2 separate regions of the Homo sapiens genome follow, and region 2 is linked to region 1. A link is an interaction called in ENCODE POLR2A ChIA-PET data of the cell type or tissue named here. Cell type or tissue: MCF 10A. All regions are shown on one strand. Links, peaks and the distances in the headings refer to the core of each region. The heading gives the core; the rest is flanking DNA.

Evidence for each region. Peaks named below come from ENCODE experiments on the same cell type or tissue, not always from the same donor. Only the 100,000 strongest peaks of a DNase experiment are listed, where the experiment ranks them.
Region 2: POLR2A ChIA-PET joins it to region 1 with 11 read pairs; 4 of 35 experiments call an interaction of 5 or more read pairs at or near these places.

What each region holds. Positions count from the first base shown.
Region 1 is chr5:96,221,934-96,230,249 of GRCh38, forward strand. The region is part of intron 1 of LOC101929710 (a long non-coding RNA gene); the gene reads left to right. It also overlaps a transcript of CAST not described here. Among named protein-coding and RNA genes, the nearest start is that of MIR583, 150 kb to the left of the region's middle. In MCF 10A, for the core only: no CTCF peak of the experiment used is centred there; DNase peaks (open chromatin) are centred at 5,148 and 5,528.
Region 2 is chr5:96,139,483-96,147,798 of GRCh38, forward strand. All of the region lies in intron 1 of LOC101929710 (a long non-coding RNA gene), which reads left to right. It also overlaps a transcript of CAST not described here. Among named protein-coding and RNA genes, the nearest start is that of MIR583, 65 kb to the left of the region's middle. In MCF 10A, for the core only: no CTCF peak of the experiment used is centred there; a DNase peak (open chromatin) is centred at 3,449.

The DNA.
Region 1 (8,316 bases), core at 3,601-6,100:
GAGCACCCAGAAATAAATCCACGTATTTACAGCCAACTGATTTTCAACAAAGGTGCCAAGAACATACACTGGGGAAAGGACATGCTTTTTAATAAATAGTGTTGGGAAAATTAGATATCCATATGCAGAATAATAAAACTGGACCTCTATCTCTCCCCACATACAAGAATCAACCCAAGATGGATTAAAGATTTAAATGTAGGACATGAAACTATAAAACTACTAGAAAAAACCATAGAGAAAATACTTCAGGACATATGGTCTAGGCAAAAATATTATGGCTAAGACCTCAAAAGCACAGCCAACTAAAACAAAAATAGACACATGGGACTATATTAAACTAAAAAGTATCATCAGAGCAAAGGAAACATCAACAGAGTGAAGAGACAACCTGTTGAATGGGAGAAAATATTTGCAAACTATTCATCAAACAAGGGACTAATATCCAAAATATACAAAGACCTCGAACAACACAACAATTAAAAAAGCAAATAATCCCATTAAAAATTGGGCAAAGAACATGAATAAACAGTTCTCAAAAGAAGACATACAAATGGCCAACAGGTATACGACAAAATGCTCAACATCCCTAAGCATCAAGGAAATGAAAATTAAAACCACAATGAGATATCACCTTACCCCAGTCAGAATGACTATTATTAAAATGATAAAAATAATAGATGCTGGTCAGGATGTGGAGAAAAATAAATTATTATACACCATTGATGGGAATGTAAGTTAGTACAACCACAATGAAAAAAAATACAGAGATTTCTCAAACTAAAAATAGAACTACCATATGACCCAGCAATCCCTCCCCTCTAATATATATCTATCCAAAGGAAATCAGTAAGTATATCAGAGTGATACCTGCACCCCTATGTTTATTGCAGCACCATTCACAATAGCATAGATATGGAATCAACCTAAGTGTCCATCAGTGGACTAATAAAGAGTACATGGTATATATACATAATTGAATACTATTCAGCCATGAAAAAGAATGAAATCATATCATTTGCAGCAACATGGATGGAACTGGAAGTCATTATGTTAAGTGAAATAAACCAGGCATGGAAAGACAAATTCTGCTTGTTCTCACTCATATCACTCATATGTGGAAGCTAAACAACTTAACCTCATGGAGATAGGACTAGGAGAGATACCAGAGGCTGAGAAAGGGTGTGAGGGTAGGAAGGGGAAATGAAGAGATGTTGGTGAATGGGTACAAACTTACAGTTACATAGAAGACATATATTCTAATGTCTGATAGCAGACTAGGGTGACCATAGTTAGCAAAAATAGATTACATGTTTCAAAGTAGAGAGATGAGAGGACTTGAAATGTTACCAACACAAATAAATATTAAATATTCAAGGTGATGTATTAAATAGTACTTAAAATGCATAGAATGTGTAATGATCAAGTCAGAGTATTTGGGGTATCACATGTACCCCATAATATGTAAAACATTATGTATCAATAAAGAAAAAAATTAGGTTATAGTGGATTAGGATGGGTCTATTTCAATGATTTCATGTCATTATGAGCAAAGGGAGATTTGAACAAGGATTGCCAGCAACCATCAGAAGCTAGGAGGAGTTCAGAAAGGATTTTTCCCTAGAATCTTTGGAGGGACCATGGCCTTGCTGGCACTTAGACTTTAGACTTTACACTTCTAGCCTCCAAGACTGTGAATGAATAAATTGCTGTTGTTTTAAGCCACACCATTTGTGGTACTTTGTTATGGCAGCCCTAGGAGACTAATACATGGCTGCAGGTGTTCCTGGGTGGTATTGACCCTGCTTCTTCTCCATCTGTCCTTGAATTTATCTCTTGAGAGATCGTCAATGTCCTGGGCTCACCCTTTTGTGTAATAGATGTTAATAGACTAGGTAATTACTGTCATGAGAATTTTCTGAGAATATTAAAACTTTAATCTTTTCTGTACATCTTCATGGAATTAACAAGCAGGTTAACAACAAAATATGACCATGCACTGATATTAGGTACAGAAAGAAATAGTGAGCTAAGCAATTGGTCTCGGCAGAGTGGATCCTATAGAAAAAGAATAGATTGTGATGGTTATAAAAAGGTAAAGAAAGGAGCCTGAATCTCTCTGATCCACAGAAAGAGAAAAAGGATATACATAATGTTACCCAGCACAAAAATACAGACTTAGAAGCTCAACTAGAAGTCCTAAATCAGAACTGTCTTGGATCAAAGTGACTGAAAACTCAATTCAAACTGACAAATCTTGGGGCTCACAACTGAAAAGTCCAGGGATAAGTTATGTGGGGTGAAGAGTAATCCAGACATTTAGATAGTGTTGTCAGAACCCAGTGTCTCTACTTTTCTGTTGCCTTCTTTAGTAGGCTGTATAATGGCCACCCAAAGATATTAGGCCCTAATCTCTGGAACCTGTAAATATTACCTTTTAAGGAAAAAGGGGTCTTTTTAGATGTGATTAAGGTAAGCATCTTGACTTGGGGAGACTATTCTGTTGATCTGGGTGGGCCCTAAATCTAATCAATCACACCTGTCTTTAAGAGTGAGGCAGAGGAAGATTTGATACACACAGAAGAGGAGAGAGCAATGTGAAGATGGTGGCAGAGATGGGACTGATGAAGCCACCAGAAGCTGGAAGACATAAGGATCCGATTCTCCCCTGGAGCATCTGGAAGAAGCAAGGTCCTGTCAACATTGTGCTTTTAGTCATTGAAATGAATATTGAACAGAATCCTGTCCCCTAGCACTAGTAGAGAATAAAGTTATGTTGTTTTAAGCCACCAATTTATGATGATTTCTTATGGCAGCCACGGGATACTAATTTACCTTCTCAGATGATGCATGATGGCCAGATGGGTTGCCAGCAGCTCCCCTCTAGACTAAGTACAATGGAGAAAATAAAGCATTTCTTATTGTGACTTACACATGAGTTTCAGGATTCAAGATTTACTCTGAACTGGCCAACTCAGCTCATGTGCCCACCCCTAAATTAATTGGGGTATCTAGGAATTAGTTGTTCTAATTGTCCAGACCTAGGTCATGTGCTCCACTCCCTGATTCAAGGGTGAAGGCCCACCCATCATGTTGGCAGGCCTTACATGTTGATGGCGTGGAGGTAACTTTTCTAGCTTCGATCTTACATCAGACTCTAAGTTTAAAATCAATATCACATATGTGGAATCAAATTAAAATAACACCAATGTAGAGGCAATTGTACCACCTCTGTGTCATATACCAACAATGGTATTTAATAAGTATTTATTGACTTTGTTGCTATTTGTTTTTTTCCTTCCTTTCCTTCTTTTTCCTTTCTTCCCTCCCTCCTTCCCTTCCTTTTTTTCCTTACTTTCTCTCTCTACCTTGTTTGGTTAAAACCCAAACAGATTTATGAAAATGTAGAATGATATATACACATTAGCAGTTTTGTGTTCAAGACGGTGTGTAAATGGGGGCATACAGGGATATAACAGCTGGAATTATAAAACTGTATGCAATTTATACTTTAAAAACACACAAAGATCATAGATAGAAAAGAGTTAAGTGGAAGTCTAAAAATAAAGACTGGAAAAAGCTCATTTATGTTGGGGGGCATTGGGTTTATTTGAAAAGCAGTGAAGGTAAAATTATAGATATGTTGGAAATTTTCTGAAAAGTTTTTACTGATGAGTTATCTTATACCCACCTTACTAATGTATATGTAAATAGCTATATTTTTCTCTATCTGAGATGATTTTCTTGAGAGTCTGTTGTGATTTCTGAGTCTTTGTAGATCTAACAGAAACAGAGGTAAAAGAATACAAATTATTACTCAAAGATAGACACATAATTGATAAACATTGTCTATGAGAAGTAAGTTGGATAAACCAAACACTTTATTCTTGGAGAGAGCTGTTCTATAATACAAATCTATTCAGGGAGAAAAAGAAATTTAATTCTTGCCCCCCGCCTCACCATTCTTCTTCTCCTTTTTCTTCTTTCTCTTTTTCTATGAAATTCTACAGCTCACCAGTTACTGCACTATGTATCTTTGGGTCCCTCTGAGAAGGTCAAACTTCTAATAACTAATAAGTAACTAATAACTGTAGTTACTCTCTGATCAGCTTCTAATATGTCCCCACCTTGCACTTCTCAGACAGGGAGATAAATAAAAATAGTGTCAATATGAGCATTTCCAAACCTGCAGAAATTCTTACCCAAAGGTCTTAACTGCCCATTGGTTGTAGCTGCAGAGAATCAAGAAGGGGCAGAGTGGTTTCTTAGCCCCATATAGACTGGGTGTCTTCCCTTAGTTTATGTCCACCTGGCAATTGGTCCAAAGCCAGGGGACCAGGACCTTACAACCGTTGTACCAATGAACAGTAGGAACTCTTCAAAACATAACCAGCCTTCTGGGAGAAGGCAAATGGAGCATAAAAGATCTAATGTAGGCTGGGCATGGTGGGTTATGCCTGTAATCCCAACACTTTGGGAGGCTGAGGTGGGCAGATTGCTTGAGCTCAGGAGTTCGAGACCGGCCTGGGCAACATGGCAAAACCCTGTCTCTATAAAAAATACAAAAAATTAGCCAGGGGTGGGGTGGTGGCACGTGCCTGTAGTCCCAGCTACTCAGGAGGCTGAGGTGGGAGGATCGGTCAAGCCTGGGAGGCAGAGGTTGCAGTGAGCCAAGATCACACCACTGCACTTCAGCCTGGGTGACAGAGTGAGACCCTGCCTCAAAAAAAGATTTAAAAAAAAATCAAATGTATTTTAAGAATCTGTTTTATTGCAGATAGTAATTCATGTTTTCACCTTTTCTGGCTTCTTGATTTCTAGGTTTAACTTTCTCCCCCACTTGTTCTACCCAACAGCCCTCTTGGCCGCTCCTCCCTGGAATCATTTCCTGTCATGACATTTTTAGAAACCAAAATAACAGCATTTACAATGTAACAGCTAAATATTCCCATAGAATATCTTGGTAAAACAAGCACTTTTGCATGGTAGTTTTTAACACACTATTGGCTATGTATTCAGACTGAACCTCTTCTGAGTGTCCACGGTTTCTAGCTAACCAATGGGCTGATTGCAGCATTGTTCGCTGTCGCTCTGTAATCACATCTGGCATACAAAGCTGGCGGCATCCTGGCTTCCAGGATCTTCTTGTGTAGTGTCTTGGTTTAATGTCAGAACACACAGTTTATTCAGAGAGTGAGGGGGAGGGTGCTTTTAATAATAAGAGGCAGCTGTGTAATTCTCTGTAAAAAATGAAGCAGAAGAAGTACATTGCAATATTACATGGGGTTATGAGATACCACAAATGGAATGTTAGTTGGACAAATTCAATACATTTTGAATTCTTTGGATTTTTTTAAAAGAAGATAATCACTTGTGCTTTTTTCAATAGAATTATTTACTTAGCCTTTTACATCTTGAATTTTCCAGTTTAAATTTAGTACAGCATAAACTCAGAGAGGTGCTGGGAAAAATTTCCAAAGTGTCTGTAGACAGTGTTCTTAAACCACGATGGCAAAACCTCAAAAATAGGTGCAGCTCCATCAAAGTTAAATTGAATGACTCAATGTCTGGACCGCTCAGGTTTTTTTCTAGTTAGGGAAGGGGAGAGACTGTTCACTGTAGAAATTCAGAATCCTGGATGGAGGAAGTTTGTTTTGTTTTTGTTTTTAGAGAGGGGGAAAAAGTGCCATCATGGGAAATTAGAATAAAAACAGAAGTCTCTTTAAAAGTGTAAAATAAGAGTCAGCTTCCTTGTTTTTTGTTACTTTTTATTTTCAAAAATTACATGGTAGCCTGGAGCTCTATCTTAGATATCAGTTTACCCAACTTCCACAATTTCTAGATAAAGCCTTGAGGCTCCCTTTTCCCTCGTGTGTCTTCCTTTGCAGTCACTTTCCCACACTCGCTTGTGTATCAGACAAGGGGTGGCAACGCGACTAAGTTTTGGCCAACAATGTGTAAGGGCAAGTATGGTGGATTTTGTCACTGTTAAAAATAAAAAGTGCCTTGATAAAAATGATTTTCAGCTTCACCGATTTCACATTTTTTGTAGTCTCCCTCTTTCTCTCTCTGTGTGTGTGTGTGTGTGTGTGTGCACGCACATGTGTATGTGTGTGTCTGTGATTACAAAGGCTAGAAATGGCTGCATGTTTTTGAATGGGAATGTGATGCTTAGAGCTTAGCGGCCATCTTGGACCTATGAGGTGGCAAGACTAAGACTAATGATGGAGAGAGAGCAGAGTAGGAGGATGGAAAGAGCTCGATTCAGCTAGCCACTGTACCAAATCTGGAACATCCTACCTCTGGATTTCTTTCTGTGTGAGACAATTAATTGTCTTTATTTCATAGGTCACTTGTAGCTTTCAGTCAGTTTTTCTGTTACTCATACCTCTGTACATTTCTAATTAATACACCCTGAAAGATTAATCTGCCCAAGTTTATAAAATACACTGTAGCATAGTCTCAGTTGGAATCCAGCTCTTCTAATTTCTTGTTTATTATCTTTCCCTCTCACTATCTGCCCCTGTTCTATCACCAGATTTGTCTCTACATGAATAAATGGGTTATTGTCTTGATTAAACCTGTTAAGTATGGTACTGCAGTAAATTGTATTTGTCCCCTAGATTCGTGCCTGCATTTGCAATCCTTTTTGCTAATACGCATAAATTTTATAGCCTGTCTTTGCGTGAAAAGGCTTCACAAGTTAAGGATTATTAGATGATTCATTTTCATATTGAAAGCCTTGATTTAACAAGAGGTAACCATTGTGAGTCATGTTAATATTGAGGGAGTTTAATGTGTCAGCATGCTTACAAAGTTGACTGTATTTCAAAACCTCAAATTCTTATCCTGAAAGGTGTTTTTAAGAACAAGTAGGTAAAATTATATCAAAATAGAAAAATATAAGCAAATGTTTAGCAAAACTAAAGAGTAATAATAAAATATATAGGTAATAATATCTCAGAATATATGACATACTGTACCAAAATTATCTGAAAATTCATGTGCTCTTCCTGGATTTACCAATTATTTTTGTGTAATAAAAATCTTATCTGATTGGTTTTCCTCTACCTTTAGAATAACGATTTTATGTGACCATAGAATTCTAGGGTTGAAAAGATTCAAAAATCCATGTTATCTATTACCTGGCTTTGAGAGAGGACCCATCAAATCATTTTACCAGGTGAGAATGGATGATTTTCCAAAGATTCTATAGAAAAGAAAGTTGTAAGTTTTCTTTACAGAATAGAGAATAATCATGAACTGTATCACAAACACAAATGAAATCGTATTTTAGGAGCACTTTTAGTTAGTTATGTGAAGGATACTAGATACAAAGGATACTTTGCTCCTTCTCCTTAGAAGACATTTTGCTTTCCCATAGGCCATCAAATGACCTTTCACGCTTCAGCAGTGTTATGACTGCACTTGCTTTCCATCAACAATGCCTTTCAGAATGCTTTCACAGTACAATGACTTAGTTTAGAAAGCATCCATTGGAAAAAAAAGACACTATTTCCATGGCAGTGGCAGCACCATAAAGAAAATGAAGCTTGGAGAAGCACAGAGATGCAGATGTTAAACAGTGGTATCTTCCTGAGCCCGATAGCCACAACAGTACTGCAGGAGTGTTGTATTGTAGAACAATCTTTTTTAAGTTAGAGTGAATTCTAAATTTAGTGAATGTATAGCTCAACACATCAAGTTGTTGACAGTGAACATTATGCATGATTATTCTGTATTGTGTTTTAAGGAATAATGTTTTAATACAGTGTGCCCTGTTTTTCACTCCCGTAATCTATTCTCTGAATTAGGAGACATTTCTTCTTTACATAATATAAGAAATGTGAAGAGGAAAACTGAAAAAAATTCAAAATCCCTATGATCATAGTTAATTATTTGTTTATTTGATGAAGTTACTTTGACAAACCATCAATAAATTCTTCTTTTATCCTCCCCCCGTGTTCCTTCTGTTATAAAACAAGAGTATCCTTGTTGTCCTTCTCCCACCTGGACGCAGACAGCTGTTTATCAGTGACCTTTGTTATTTAGCTATTGAACCTGAGAGGTGTCAGGGATAGTGACAAAGCAGACACTTTCTTGTGCTCAAACATACTACTATTTGGAGAAGGATAGACGTCCATTCTCATGGTGACAAGTGACCAAGCCTACATGGAAGAACTTCTTATAGAGCCTGAAAATGGGTTCTAGCTGATGTCCTGCAGTATGAGCACAGAGACTTAGGGTTTCTGACTTCTTTCCTATGGTCAGAAGCTGTTGGACCTGCATTGGAGTGTCCCCCAGGGATGCCCTAGG
Region 2 (8,316 bases), core at 2,060-4,559, 84 kb before region 1:
GTCCTTGTAACATATATATATACACATATATATATGTGTATATATATACATATATATATGTATATGTATATATATGTGTGTGTGTGCTTAACAAGTCGTTGCTGTTATGTTTATTTTTTATGAAGAAAGTTGCTGTATTTTTTTCATTCTGGAAAGCATTAAGATGACATAATCAGTTTTGTGGCATATCTGGGGAACAAAAGTGGCCAGGATATAGCTCCATTTATGCGACTATTTTCTTCTGTAAGTAGATAATTATCTTTGTCATATTCTAGGTCCGACCATGTTATGTCACTGTTATAAATAATATTCCCCTTCTAATTACTAATTTTGACCTGAACAATAGAAGTGGTATTAAATTTTTATTGCAGTAAAACTTTAAGAGGGTGGGAGGGCAAACTCTCATCAGACATAAATAAAATGTGGCTAGAACCTAGAAAGTTGATTGCTTAAATGCTTTACATCCATTGCAAGGAATAAAAAGGGTTACTAGTACACAAAAGAAAAGTCTTAGTGTACCATTATTTCATATTGATATTCAAATGGAGTTTGTAGTTCAGCACACACAGTTGGCTGTGGAGAAGTTGATGATGGCTGTTCTTCTTTGTCACAGTAGTCATTTTGTATTTCTTAGATTGACATCCTAAATTAGGAACCACTTGGCTAGAAATAGCTAGGGTTCTACTGGGGAGAGGATTTAATTGGGAATATGCTCTTGGAACTTCTGAATTTGAAGAAGTGTGGTTGTTGAAAGCATATCAAGTATTTGGAAAGTAATATTTGCCAACCATGTGAAATCAACATTATTCCTGGGCTGGAGATTGAGCTATTTGGGTGCCAGGAACCCGTTGTTTCTCTTGCTTTAAATTGCTTAACCTTTCTTGATTTCTTCAGATATAAAAGTTATCATACTTTTCATTATTTAGATCACAGAATCTTGTGAGAACAGAATAGAATAATGCAGGTCTAAGATTCTTCATTTGCTTTCATTACTTATAGGCTGAAATCTCAATTCTTTTGGCAAACTCATGGTGGCTGAAAGCACGGTTTTTAGAGTTAGATAAATGCTCTGAGCCCAGATTCTGACTCTGCCACACACAGCTATGGCCTTGGACAGTTTACTTGACCTCTCCAATCTTCAAATTTCTTACTTATAAAATGGAGATAATGATAATCTCTTCCTGAGTTGGTTGGTGCGAGAGTTATGTTGGGTAATGTATTTACAGTGTAAGCACAGCACTTCATGCATTATCTGTGTTCAGCAGTGATAGCTGCTGGTATCCTCATCACCATGACACATAAGGCCTTTGTTACCTGGTCTTTCCAACTTCATCTGGCATCATTACCCCTATCAATTTATCCTTGTTCATCCTGAATATATTTCTCTATTGTAACACTCCTCACTCTATTGTAACACTCCTTACCTCCTGACTTTTATTCACCATTACACTGTGTCTTTTTGATGTTAGAAATGTTACCTTATTCATAGCTGGATCTTCTTTAGTTAACATATAGTGGGATTGCCGCCAGTTAACTCGAGAAAATTATGCATAGAATTAAACTAATATAGGGATAATCATAAATATGTAGGAATTTGTCAGATAAATGTATATTCATTATACATTCAGATAAATGTATATTCATTATACATTAATGATTCACTGCATTCATAATTCAGTGAATGATAATTCCTATGTATGTAATACATCTTAAACTGGTGGCCAATGGGCCAAATTAAGTATATTGACCTGTTTTGTTTGGATTTTTGATGTTAAAATAAATCAGGAGACTTTACAACAAACATCTGAATTTCTGGCTTCTCTTGAGAAGGTTAGCGAGCTGGCAACACTAAACCTCCATCGCATAGAAATGGTTGGCATTCTCCAATTAGATTCGTTTTCTACTCAAATGATAAGTAACATAGACACCTCACACTAGTGGCTTTTTGTGTGGCCACCAGCTAAAAGTTCATCCTTTCCCCCAGAAAAAAACAATTTGATAAATGCAGAATAGGGAATTGCATTCCTCTTTACTTATTCCCAGATGGGTGGGGTATAACTGCTCTACCTGAAGGAGCAAACGCGGACACCCACACCATGCCCCAGTTTGCCTAACCAATGTTCTTAAACAGGTTTGATCTTACTAAAGTCTATATCTCTATTGCTATGTATAGTCTTGCTATTGAAAATCCTATTCAAAGCTGCTATTGTTGATTTTATTCTGTGCTCTTCTGAGAAGTCCTACAGCTTGTAAAGATAAACTTGAGTTGTTTATGGAGATGGTTTGTGTTGGATGAGCTCTGTTCTCTTACTTACAACCCTACGACCAATGGGCACATGGTGTCAGCCACATAGTGACAGAGTGGAGGGGCGGCATGCGCTAATGTTAGGAGGGTGTGTAGCCGAGTATTTGACATTGGCATCAGGCCAGCTTACAAGTTTTTTCTTTTTGAGTGTACACATAAATGTTGACCATTTGAGGAGTTAAATGTTTGTTATCTTCTGTGGTTACAAGTTCATTCCATAAATGCCCATGCTTAGGAGAATCCCCAGAAAGAACAAAGGAAAATGATTTAGCAATAATCTCATTAATTTGGTCAATGTAGACATTCCAATTGGCTATATCATATTCCTTTTAAAATTTGAATTGGCCAGGCACAGTGGCTCACACCTGTAATCCCAGTACTCTGGGAGGTCGAGGCAGGCAGATCACAAGGTCAGGAGTTCGAGACAGCATGGCCAACATGGTGAAACCCCGTCTCTACTAAAAAAATACAAAAATTAGTCAAGCATGGTGGCGTGTGCCTGTAATCCCAGCTACTCGGGAGGCTGAGAGGCAAGAGCATTGCTTGAACCTGGGAGGCAGAGGTTGCAGTGAGCTGAGATTGTGCCACTGCACTCCAGCCTGGGCAACACAGCAAGACTCCATCTCAAAAAAATTTTTGAGTTGTGCACTTTTTAATTGTTTACATCGACTAACACTTTATTCTGTATTTTACAGGCACAGCATAAAAGGCAGATTAAGCAAAAAGATAGTATTTTTCTCTGGGCAGAGTGTGGAAATTTGAAGCTCTTATCAGACTTTGATACCTATAAATGTTAAATTATACTAGGTTGGCACTTCCTGTATTTCCTTGTCATTGAATATATTTTCTTCTTCTTCAGCCCCAAGTGAACTTTCAACAATGTGTCTTTAATCTACTCACATGAGAAGAGGTATGGTGGAGGTGCAGTGGGAAAATACTTAAAAATGTACTAAAAATTGTGTATAATTCAGCTTAAATACAGGAATAAACATGATTTGTGTGAGGCTTGGCAGCTTCCCATTCCTCTTTCAAAATAAAGCACATCTGAAACACCTTCACAGGGCATGTACTAATTAGCTCTTGGTGTTTGCTAGTTATTGTGTTATTACCTAATCTTATCCAGTCAGACATCCAAAAGGAGGCCCATTTCCAAGAGGCAGTATGATTCAGTAGATTAGAAACAGACCCTGAAGTTTGACACTCTGGTGCTGCTGACTTACCAGATTCTTGGGAAAATCACTCCACGTTACAATGTCTGAGTTTCAATAAGGGAGAACGGTTTTCTTTCTTCCGACTTCAACATAATGATATTGTAACAACTAAAAGTAAATTGCTGTAAAAGACAATTCAATGACCATAATAAGAAGTAATTGGATGTATATATAAACAATATTTATAAGAGGATGTAATAACAGTGATGCAATTTTCCTTCCCACATGACTCTATTACAGGCATGATTTCTCTTGTAAAAACAGGAACTCTCACACAGTCTTCTTATCTGACCTGTGAAATGGACTTGCTGGGTTAACTGAGACTCCACTGAGGTGGGGATAGTGTGCCACCTGTATGCACTTTTAATCTATAGCTTAAATCTCCTCTGTGAAGCCTTCTCCAGCATCTTCCCCCATCTAATCCCCTGACCCAGTTGAATTTGCTCTCTTGCTATTGATACCACTTAACTTTTCTTACAGAAGCTGTGACCCAGAATTGAATTGTCATTTTCATGTGGGCCGATTCCTAAACTGAGTGCCTTGAGGGCAGGACCCAGGGCGGGTAGAGTGCCTGGTCCCCAGCTGCCTGCTAGATATATGTTTATTGAATGGATGAGTCTAACCATTAACAATGGTGCTTGGGTAAACATTTACTTTAATGAGGCTAAGTTATTTCAACTCTATAAACCTCAGATTTTTCCATCTGTGAATGAGGATTTGGACAAGCTTGTAAAAAAAAGTTCCCTTACAAGTCCAAATTTGAGTCTGATTTTGTATATTGTAAAACATGGCAAATATATATAACCTAATGCATTTATAGAGCCTTTTTTTGGATGATGTGAAAAACAAAGATTTGAGTTTCACTTATTGAAATGTTATTTTTAAATTTTTATTTATTAGTGTCTTTGTACTCATTTTTATTTCAGAAAGTATTGCTAAATAATGAGAATTAGGCAATCAGACACTTGAGGGGCTATTTGTTTCTATACATATACTTGGTAGGACGGCCTCTGAGAATTATAGCAAGAAAATGAACAATTACTTAATATACTTATGTAAAGTCAAATAATGAAAAATTGAGGCAGTAAAACATAATTAGGTGTCTTGACGGCCAGAACATAACAATTATGACTGTCACCAATGATTATTGTCCTAAGTGAAAATGCATCCGTTTTGGTGGAAACATTAATATTTGAAAGTTATCATTAAGAATTTTGATATATTAAAAATTTCAGGTAGACAGAGGCTTCTATGTACATATAGAATTAACTTTGTTAATACCAGATGACCCATCTTGTTATAACATGACTACTGACTCCATTCTTTCAAAGATTGAAAGACTGACCAAAACGGAGTTTGAGACCTGCCCTTTCTTTAGCACTTTTTAAGGTGCTGAAAGCCTTGTTTTTCCTCTTCCCAGACCTGACTTGCTTTGGGAAGCTCAAAGCTGCAGAGCCTGTTTAGCCGCTGCTATTTACATGACTAAGGTTTGTATCCCAATTGCTTTTAGTTGAGAAAGCACCTTTAAGACATTTAGTGATGCTTGTGCTTGGAGGTATTTATATTTGAAATTCTTCTTTATCACTTCTTTACTTCCACTTTGGCCTCTTTTGCTTCTTTCTTTGCTATGACTGTCATTCATTTGTTCGTTCATAAACACATACCCAGACACCATTTTTTTTTTTTTTTAGACGGAGTCTCATTGTGTCACCAAGGTGTAGTGCAGCAGCGTGATCTCGGCTCACTACAACCTCTGGGTTCAAGTGAATCCAGGTTCAAGCGATTATCCTGCCTCAGCCTCCTGAGTAGCTGGGACTACAGGTGCGCACCACCATGCCCAGCTAATTTTTTTTTGTATTTTTGGTAGAGACGAGGTTTCACCATGTTTGCCACTTTTATATACCGAACACTTTGCTGGGTTCTGGAGATAGAGAGATACGGGTATGCTCCTCACCCTCTAAAATTTACTGCCCATATAATTTTTCTGGGTTAGAGGTCTTTGCAAGTTGCTCTTTTGCTAGTTGTAGCCTCTCGGCATGTACTTATACTTTGAATACTTAGCTTTTGACTCTTAGCTTTAAATAATTGATTCCTAAGTGCTGTAACATATTTGTGAACATCAACCTGCCCAAGCTGTCTTCAGCTATCAGTTAATAGCTATGATCACTTAATATTAGTTTATCTTTCATTTTGCAAGTATGTGTTTTCCCAAAGAAATTCAGAACTAGGATAATGCTTTTGCAGCTGTAAACTTTCTGGTAATCATGTTCTTGATCTTGTTTGGTTACTACATTTAGGGATAAATGTGGAAAGGAGAATTTTTATTTAGGTTGCAAAAATCTGACTCCTCCCTTAACTAAACTCTATTGAAATTCTCTGACGAGATTATGAACTTCTTGCTTCCATTTCTTTGTATTTCGCCTTAACAGTTATGGATGTAGAAGACAAAGACTCAGATGTCTATTTGACACCCATGGGATAGGTAGTAAAATTACTACAAGCTTCCAGAGCCAAGGTTGGAGAAACAACTTACATTTTTTTTAATGTAAGCCAAAGGAGAGGGAAATATTAGGAAAAGGTCATTGCAAGGAGCCATGTTAAGTTAGTTTGTTTGAACCAGAGAGAAATTTTTGGTAAGTAGAACCTATTAAAATTTGACTTTAATAGTACTTTTCAAAAACAATAAAAGTGAATGTTTGATTCTCTATTGCTTTATATCTTTCCTCTTCCCCTCAAACTTGGTGGTTTAAAACAATAGCCATTTTATTATATCTCCTAAATCTCTGGGCTGACTGTGTTCAACTGGGAGGTTCTTCTGCTCCACATAAAGTCATCTGGGGCTGTAGCAATCTCAGCTCAACTGGCCCAGGGCATGTAAGATGGCATACTTACATAGTGGATGGTTGATGCTAGCTGACAGCTGGTAGCTCAGTTGGGGCTGTCAGCTGGGGGTCTTAATTCTCCTTGAGGCTGCTTTTGCCTCCTCATAGCATGGAAGCTGCCAGTCCTCTTAAAGTCTAGGCTTACTGGCACAGCTTCACTTCTGCCACATTCCAATGGCCAAAGCAGTTACAGGCCCAACTTATATTTAAGGGGGTGGAGAAACAGATTCCACCTTTCAGTGGGGGCATGACAAAGAATTTGCAGTTATCTCTGATCTATATAGCAAGGCTATGTGCAATTAATCACTGTAAAAGCTGATGTTTGAAAAAAAATGAGGGGCATAAAAAGTAGGAATTTGAACATAAGTTGTCTGCTGACCGCATGTGATATAAAGGGAGAAATTAGCTGCATGAGAATCACATTCAGGTGGACTCAAGGAAGAGCATCACATTCAGGTGGACTCAAGGAAAGGTTGCCTTAGACCAATTCCACCAGAATTACCAGGAAGATGTGTTAAAATGCAGATTGCTAGGACCCACTGCCAGAGTTTCTGATTCAGCAGGCCTCAGGCAGGGCCTGGGAATTTATGTTTCTAACAAGTCTTCAGGTGATGCTGATGCTATTGGTCTTGGGAACTACACTTTGAGAACCACTGCTTTAGACTGTGCAGGACCAGGAAAAGTGAGAACATTTAAATAGACAAAAAAAGGAATATTATTTTTCCTCTAATGCTATTTTTAGAAGCCTAGTGTCAGCAGCTTAAATTTAAGTTCTAGGCCACAGCAAACACATTAACATACAGCCTTTTTTTTTGTCAGGGTAACTAACCCTAGTGCTGCAACATCAACCCATGACATCTCATTAGCTTAACACAGCAAAGTTTTCTTCTCACTCATGTAAAGTTCATTGTGACTCAGCAGCTTCCCTGTCTGTGTCAGTATACCATCTGGAACATGTGGCTCTCAGTGTTGCTGAGGCAGGGGAAGAAAAGGGAAGAGAGTGAAGAATGAAGCACACTGGCTCTTAACTGCCTCAGTCAAGAAGTGACACGGTTACTTTGTATCAAAGTCCATTGGTCAGAACTAGTCATATGACCTCAATCTTAAGTGCAAAGGAAGCTGGGAAATGTAGGAGCGCACATGGATAGTCAGCAAGCCCTACCTGTCTCTACCACAGTACCAGATAACTTTAGTGCCCCATGTTCTGTGATTATGCACAGCTGGAAGTGGAAAGAGTTTCATGAGCCCTCAATTGTAGGTACACTTATAATTATTCCAACATTGTCATTATTACTTTTTAAATATTTATTATCATCTGTGAATAATTTATGGTTTTATTCGTAGTTTTCTATGTGGCATTAAACAGAATGCCTAATGACATCACTGTTTCGAAAGAAGATCTGTTGTAAAAACTACTTTTAACCTTGTTACAAATAATTTGGGGCCGGGCGCGGTGGCTCACGCCTGTAATCCCAGCACTTTGGGAGGCCGAGGCGGGCGGATCACGAGGTCAGGAGATCCAGACCATCCTGGCTGACAGGGTGAAACCCCGTCTCTACTAAAAATACAAAAATTAGCTGGTCTTGGTGGCGGGCGCCTGTAGTCCCAGCTACTCAGGAGGCTGAGGCAGGAGAATGGCGTGAACCTGGGAGGCGGAGCTTGCAGTGAGCCGAGATCGCACCACTGCACTCCAGCCTGGGCGACAGAGCGAGACTCCGTCTCAAAAACAAAACAAAACAAAACAAAACAAAACAAAAACCCCAAAAAAACAAAAGAACAAATAATTTGGTAAGGCTTTGTTACATCATTCTAGCTGTTCTATTGAAGACTGATTAAAGAAGCCACCACCTCTTTTTCTTTCTCATTTTGCCAACCACACAATTCTTTAGGTAAGTGTCAAAGTGATTACTTATGCTGC